2 separate regions of the Homo sapiens genome follow, and region 2 is linked to region 1. A link is an interaction called in ENCODE POLR2A ChIA-PET data of the cell type or tissue named here. Cell type or tissue: OCI-LY7. All regions are shown on one strand.

Region 1 (4,000 bases):
TTATTCAGCCTACCACAACTTTGCTGTCAGATACCATTTTAAGGTAACTTAATGATTATTAACACTACTGTTTAACAAGTGCCTGCTATGACCCAGGCACTTTACATATACATGAAACCTACTTCTTATAAGAATACCCCACAGTAGATATTATCACCCTATCCATGTAGATGAGAAGTCTGGGGTTCAGAAATCCCAGTAATGACAGAGCAGGGGTTGGTACCCAGACCCCCATGGGTCCCAGCCTCTGACCTTCTCTTGGTACCTGACTCATGCCACCATCATAATCACCTGTTTTATTCCCAAACTCAGAATAAGGTACGCCTATGTCCAGGTTTGTCCAGTGACCTGTCGCGTTCACTGATCTAAAGTCCATGCTTAAAGATTTCCTTTTGAAAAGGAATCTTTAATGTTACATGAAGACCAAATTGATGGTTTCGGTAAAAAGCCAGAGCAACTTCCTGTGCACTATCAGCTGACTGATCAGGGTTCTTTTCTAGAAATCACACACCCAGTCAGGGAAGGTCTCCATCTTCAAAATTACAGGAGTTAGACAGAAATGCTGTCCCTTGGCAGGAAGTGGCTTGAGAGATGCCACTCTAATGGGCTTCCTTGATAAACTGTGCCTTAAGGGTTTAGTGGAGCCATGGGATGAAACTGGGAAAAAACAGGAATTGCAGACATAGAAACATTTCAGTCAAAAAAAAAAAAAAAAAGAAAAGAAAAGAAAAGAAAAAAGAAAAAAAAAAGCTCCTATACTTGCTCTGGAAACTTTACTCTGTACAGAGATTAACTTCTTCTTAATTATGTAGCCATTATGTAGCCATAATCACTTTGTTGTTGGTATCATCCAAAAGGACAAGTTCTGGATGCATAATGGCTGCAGTCTGTTTTTTGCCTTTTCTTCACCTTCCTGATTCCCAAAGTCCTACAGTAAGGTGGGCAAAAATCTATGTAGTTTTAAAATTTGTAGGCTATTTTCTAATAGACTTTCTCTACGCTAGATGTTTTGGGGCATTTGAAGGTGATCCCAGTAGATTCCTCTGCTTGACCAAAATTATCTTTCAAAACTGAAATCGATTTTTATCTGGTGTCAGGATTATAACTCCCCCCTCTCCTACCTACCCCTTACCACAACACAACTTCCTTTCACCTGGGGAGTCTAAGCTGATCAAACTGCATGTGCCATTGTTTGCACACGTACTGGGCCACTGGGCAGGCAAGGAGGGGCTCCTTAAACCACACCAGAGGTTTTTGGTCCAGAACTGGTCACCACCCTCAGCATGTCACCATGCAGTGCTTTGTGGACTGAAATCCATCTGTACTCACAGATGTGGCTGAACGCAGAAACACTCAAAGCACCCCCAGACTCCAAAGCCTTACTGTGGCATAATATCCTCATTGCTTTTTCCCTCCTTATGTCCCTGGAGCTACACATGAAACTTCTTGGGGGCAACTTCAACTAATGCCAACTTGATTAACATTGGAAATAGTTATGTTTCAAATAAAAATGTACACAAGTTTTAATTGCACTGGCTACCTCAAATTTTCTGAACAAAGCTTTTTTGCATAAGAGATAAAGGTTGGTGACGCCTTTTATGAAATTGGTCCAAACTCATCAGAACTAGCAATCAAAAATTAATTCCTTGTTTTATTTTGAATTTTATACTTCATTGTAATGATCGTATTGTATATTTCTGAGCATTAGGTTTGCAACAACTCATGGATAAAGTATGGATTTCTGACCTGACCTGTAAGCAAATTACTCCTCCATTCCACACCTCTTTTCTGTGAAAAGGGATGACTTAATCTCTGCCCTATTTACATACAAAGTCATGATGACAGTCATGAGAAGGAATTGGATTTGAAATGGCAATGAAAGTCAAAGTGTTATCTTTGCCAGTGTGTGGACTCAGTTTACATTAAAGTTACAGGTTCCCACCAGCTCCTCCTCTCCCCAGGAGGTCTGGTGTTCTACGTGTAATCACTCAAGGTGAACCATGACTTTCATATCAGCAGTGAAATCAGCTGCTCTAGTTATTTCCTGTTCTGGCAGCACCCTGCTGAGCATCTCGTGATTTCAGGAGAGTAGAAGCTGGGTGGTGGAGCAGTCCAGGTTTGTCTTAAAAATACAGTTCTCCAGCTGTTGTATTGGATTTCCTCTCACAGAAACCTAAGGTCGACAGAGGATTACAAATTTGCCTTTCCATAACTTGGATCCCTTGCTCTTCTCTAGGTGTCGAGATTATAACTCTCTCCTTTCCTACCTACTCCTTCCCACGACACCACTTCCTCTCACCCAGTGTGTCCAAGCTGATCAAACTGGGTGTGTCATTGTTCGCACACTTGCTGGGCCATGGGGCAGGCAAGGAGCGGCTCCTTAAACCACACCAAAGGTTTGTGGTCCAGAATTGGTCACCACCCTCAGCACCTCAGCATGCAGTGCTTTGTGGACAGACAGCGTCCTTTCTCACTCTTTTGAGTGACCCTCCCCAGCTGGCTCAAGTTGGCCTTGCAGCCTGATAGGCCTTTTAAACAAGGAAAGGAAGGTCTCTCAGCACACTTTAACTTACTAGTTATTCAGCTTATTTTCTTAATAAGCCACAAGCTCTAAGGGCTCTTCAGAACTCCTAATTTCAACACTGGAAATTATTTTCTTCTCTTTATTAAGAATTTGCAGCCAGGCGTGGTGGCTCACATCTGTAATCCCAGCACTTTGGGAGGCCAAGGCAGGTGAATCACTTGAGGTCAGGGGTTCAAGACCAGCCTGGCCAACATGTTAAAACCCTGACTCTACTAAAAATGCAAAAATCAGCCAGGCATGGTGGCACATACCTGTAATCCCAGCTATTCGGGAGGCTGAGGCAGGAGAATCGCTTGAACCAGGGAGGCGGAGGCTGCAGTAAGCAGAGATTGCACCACTGCACTCCAGCTTGGATGACAGAGCGAGACCCTGTCTGAAAAAAAAAAAAAAAGAATTTGCTACATTCCAGACACTATATTGAGTGCTTTTTATATATAAGAAGTAAAGCTTAAAGAGGTTAAGCAACATGCCCAGGGTCACCCAGGCAGTGAGCTGAAGAGGTAGGATTTGAACCCACTCTGGCTCGAGGGCCCATGTCTCACCCTAGCTCAGGCTCCTGAACCTCCCAATTTTTCCCCATCAAGCTGGGCACATGAGCCCTCAAGGACAGCTTTGCAAAGCACCATGCAAAGTGCTTGAGGCAAATACGAGTGTCACTTGGTGCAGACACCCTCAGGCCAAGGTCAACAGCCACATAGGCTCCCCACTCTCCAAACGGGAGAGGTGCGCTAGGTCTGGAGTTCAGCTGGAAACACGTGGGCCTGTGCTCCAGCAGAGGGCTCCCATCACCTCTCTGCTCTCTTTTTTTATGAAGCAAGGGTGACAGCGCCTCTGTTTTGCTTCTTGAACCGGCCATTCCAGTGCTCATTTAGATGCACCGGTAATGGTTCATAGGAGTGTAGAATATCCAGCAAATTCCACGATGCTGGGTGTGGTCATGGGAGGCAGTGGTCATAAATGAAGTTCTTGCTGTGGGATTGTCAGGGAATCCAGCACATGACAAAGGGAGTTATCCATGATCATAGTAGTCTGTGATCATTCCCTTGGAAGAGACAGACAACTTCATGCCTTGAGAATGTTTTCAAGAAAGTGAAGTTCCCTAATCGGGGGCAGGGAGCCTATAAAGTTAGCCTTCTAGTTGTGGGCCATGCCACATCCTGGTGGGATGCAGCCCAGCTCACTCAAACCACATGCCGCTTAGCTGGTAAGCAGTCCATCTCTGTGTCACATAGATTCCCTGTTGGGCTTCCCAGTCCTTGGTGGCTGTTTCATGACTGTGCTGAGTCCTGCAGGCCTCTATGGTCTGTTGTATAATATTATGGCTCCTGCATCCAGAGGCTTCTTGGGCTTCTTCATTCCAAATGCTTTTCTCAGAAGCTGTCTTTTCTGTGCGGCACAGTCCCACACTGCTAGCTG
Region 2 (4,000 bases), 190 kb before region 1:
GGTCATGGAAGACTGTGCACCGAAATGATTGAAATGCCAACATCTACCTTAGAGGTTAGTCTTCGAATATATTCTCCTCACTCCTACCCTCTCTCCCAGAGAGAGGAACCAGCTTCTCACTGGAGCCTGTCTTCCAGCTACAGAAGTGGGGCCTGGTCGCTATACACTCAGTTCCTTTGCTTTACTTATGGAGGCAAGCTTAATAAATGAAAACAAAATGTTTTCTGGCTCACATATATTTTCCATAAAACTTATTAAAACAAAATTTGTTTTGTATAAACTTTGAGCCCTTATGTACTCTATTCTCTGAACTCTGAACATGTCAATTGACGTTGCCTTTTTTCAAGAGAAATTATTGTGTTCAGAAGAAAATCTGTAGTATACGTGTTTTCCTCTGTTTATCCCAACCCATAAGGTTTGATAATCACAAGAAAAACTTTGAGAAACATCTTAATTGATAGATTATAGAGAGGAGCAGATCCAAGATATTCAAGCTATTTGTGAGGTTTTGATGACATCAAGGGAGTATTACAACCAGGTCCGAGGAATGCCCAAGTTCTATTTGGCCAGTTGCTTTTCCTTCCCTTCCTTGTGAGGAAGATTTACCTCTTCTAGCACAGGAAAAATAAGGCTTAAATTTTCATGATCCTTTATGCAGGGCTCTCTGGTAAAGCTGAGCCAGAGAATATGACTTAGACTGAAAATCCCAGCAGAGCCTTTCCAAACCCCACCCTCCATCCCTGCCCAGTTTGAGTCTGAACACTGAACCTTTAGAACAGCTAGTCCTAAAGGGATAGCTGTAGTGCAGAGCAGGTGAGAGAGAAAACAAGAGGCTAGGTTCACCTATCTATTCTAATGGCAGGAGGTTGCCAGCTACAAAAAACTAACAACAGTTTGGCCAGGCCTACATTTGGATCAATCTACTTGGAAAGAATTACATTCTCTTAGGGAAAAGTAGGAGAATCAGTGGAGAGAAGGGACAAAAATCACTTATGCCCAACTAGACCTTGTTTCTGAGATTCTGATTCATTTGGTGTGTGGAGCCTGTGCATCAGTGGTATCTTAAACTCTCCCAATTTTAGTGTCCCTTCAAAATTAAGAGCTACTGTTGTATCATCATTGAACACCTCAGAGGAAACTGAGGCCCAAGGTCACATTGTTAGGAAACTTGGCTTCAAATGTAGGTATTTTCATTTTGGGTATAATGAATTTTTCTACCATACGTATTAGACTATGTAAAGAGTTTTGTGACTGTAGTAACTTCTCTTCATAAGACAGTTGTCAGAAATAGTCTATATTTTTCATCAGTTCTTGTATGTCTTTCTACAACTCCTTCCCAGTTATGTGACTTTCTAATTTAGATGTGAAAATGAGGGTACTTGAATTGATTAACTTTAGTGAAAAGGATGGTTGCCATGGTTTGAGTGTTTTTATCTCCTCTAAAGATTTATGTTGAAACTTAATCCTCAGAGCAACAGTATTGGGAGGTGGGCCTAATGGGAGGCTGTTTAGGTTATGAGGGCTCTGTGCTCATGAATGGATAATGCTGCTATAAAAAGGGATTGTGAAGCTGGATGCAGTGACATGCACCTGTAGTCCCAGCTACTTGGGAGGCTGAAGCAGGAGGACTGCTTAAGCCCAGGAGTTTAAGGCCAGCCTGGGTGACGTAAGGAGACCTCATCTCTAAAAAAAAGGTCGGGGGCTTGGCTTGTAGAAGTGGGTTTACACTCTTTCACTCTTCTGCCATATAAGGGCACAGCATTCATCCTTTCATGCCCTTCCACCTTCCCTCATGTAAGAATGCAGTAAGGAGCCTCACACCAGATGCTGGTGCCTTGATCTTGGACTTCCCAGACCCCACAACTGTGAGATAATAAATTTCTGTTCTTTATAAATTTTCAAGTTTGTGATATTCTGTTATCACAGCTACAAAACAGACTATGTATTTCCTTTATAATCTATATTATATTATAATCTAATGAGAACTCTTGTAAATGACAGAAGGAAGCCTAACTGAAACAACATAAGCGAAAATAGTATGGTAAAGTGTTTTAACTGTCTATTGCTGTGAAACAAGCTACTCCAACTCTTAGTGGCTTAACACAACATGATCATGTCAGTGATTATGATTATATTCTGCCTTATAATTGTGTGGGTTGGCTGGGGTCAGCTGGGCAATTCTTTTATGACATGTTTTTGGTGTCAGCTGGGCTTCATTCAGCTGAGAACTCAGCTGAAGATGAAGCATCTGTGATAGCTTTACTCGTGTGAATGGTGCCTCAGCAAAGGTTGATGGAATGGCTGGGGGCTGGCTGGGCCCACCTCCCTCCCTGTACCATGAAGTAGCCTAGACTGAGCATCTTCACCTGACATCTGGGCCCCAAGAGAGTGATGTCAAAGCTGTTAGATCTTTTAAGGCCTAGAACTGGAATTGTAATTTTTGCTGAATTCTTTTGGTCAGAGCAAGTTACCAGGTCTCATAGGGTGAAGACAGCAGTGTGACCAGTTCATAGAGAAGGGCCCTTGAAATGTTTTCAGTCACAGAGGTAATCCTGGCAGCTCACTAGAGGAGAGATTGGAAAAGAACAAGATAAAAGACTTGGAGGTAAGGGAAGAGATTGTGGCATTAACAAAGTGAAGAAATAGAGAATCTAAACTAGGGCAGTGACTTTAAGGATGGTAAGAAGTATTGGATTATAAAAGTATTCAGGAATAAAATTGTAGGACTTCTTGCTTGGATCTGGGGAGAGAGGGCAAGAAGGAGTAAAAAGCTTCTAAATTTCTGGCTAGCATGAATAGATGAAATATGTTGGCAGAAACTATGGCAGAGAACTCAGAGGCAGAATGTCAGTTTTGACATTTAGAGTTTGAGGAGCATAGAACATTGAGAAAGAAATGTCTGGCTATATGAGTTTGAAGCTCAGGAGTGAAGTTGGGGCTAGAGGTTAGGAGTTTTAGTCTTTAGCGTTAGTCAGTGTTAATGGGATTGAGACAGGACTTTTAAGGTAATTTGTCACCACAGACATTCTTGCCAGGAGCAGTTTGGAAACAGCAATAAATTACTTGATTTAAATTGTTCTAGGTGGAAGTTCTTTATCTTGTCCCTTCTAGTACATAACACTCAGATGGTTGAGGGGCAGGGGAATGGCTTGTTTGAGAAGTTAACCGGCTATTTTAATAGCCTTAATAATACATTCCCACCACCTCCAAACACCCAGGTCACCCTCTACCAGCTCCATGCTCTTCCGTCCCTCAGGTCTCTAACATGTATATTTACATTGTAGGGGATTTGGCCACTCTATCATGAGTCGCCAGCCTTCCACATTTAGTCCTGCCCATTTTCATCTAATGTAAGAAATAAGCAATGTGGGATGCTTAGGAAATATAGAGCTCTCTGCCTTTCTCCTACTTCTTCCAAGTACAGAGCAACTTCCATGTTTCCTGTTCCCTCACTCGTCAGTTCAGTGACTTACTCTAGCTCCTGAGCTTTTTAATTGGCACAGTGCAAATTTATGTCTCAGCAAACTTACAAATTACTGCATGTAATGGATTTTGGGGTCATTTATAAATAATTTAAACCATGAATGTTAAATTCTTGAATGCCAAGGGTGTACTATAAATCAATATTTCATGGAGTTCCATAAAGAGCATTATGATTTCCAGCTTTTGTGCCTCTTAAAATATATTCGAGAACCCCTGATCCATAGTATTGATATTTGGGACTTTAACATTCCTTTCTCTTTTAGAATAAGTTAACATGTTAAACCTATTCCTTGTGAGGATTTAAAAATAAAACAAACTCTTCTCTAATTCATGGAAGTAGATGGAGTTGAAATATGATACTATGGATTTTGTTATATTTCATTTTCATTGGCTTATTTTTTATTTTTAAATGGCAACATAATAGATGCTTATTGTCAAAAATGGAAGTATCAGAAGCATTTGAAGTAAATAATGAAAACCTCCATTTGCCTCATCCTTCGACCTCATTGCGTTACTA

Evidence for each region. Peaks named below come from ENCODE experiments on the same cell type or tissue, not always from the same donor. Only the 100,000 strongest peaks of a DNase experiment are listed, where the experiment ranks them.
Region 2: POLR2A ChIA-PET joins it to region 1 with 8 read pairs; 2 of 35 experiments call an interaction of 5 or more read pairs at or near these places.

The regions. Positions count from the first base shown.
Region 1 is chr2:68,719,618-68,723,617 of GRCh38, forward strand. It overlaps a transcript of ARHGAP25 not described here. Among named protein-coding and RNA genes, the nearest start is that of ARHGAP25, 13 kb to the right of the region's middle. In OCI-LY7, CTCF peaks have their summits at 3,346 (motif pointing right) and 3,548; DNase peaks (open chromatin) are centred at 2,054 and 3,354; H3K4me3 peaks cover 1,331 bases; H3K27ac peaks cover 1,223 bases.
Region 2 is chr2:68,531,376-68,535,375 of GRCh38, forward strand. The region is part of intron 6 of APLF (aprataxin and PNKP like factor); the gene reads left to right. Among named protein-coding and RNA genes, the nearest start is that of APLF, 66 kb to the left of the region's middle. In OCI-LY7, no CTCF peak of the experiment used is centred here; no DNase peak of the experiment used is centred here.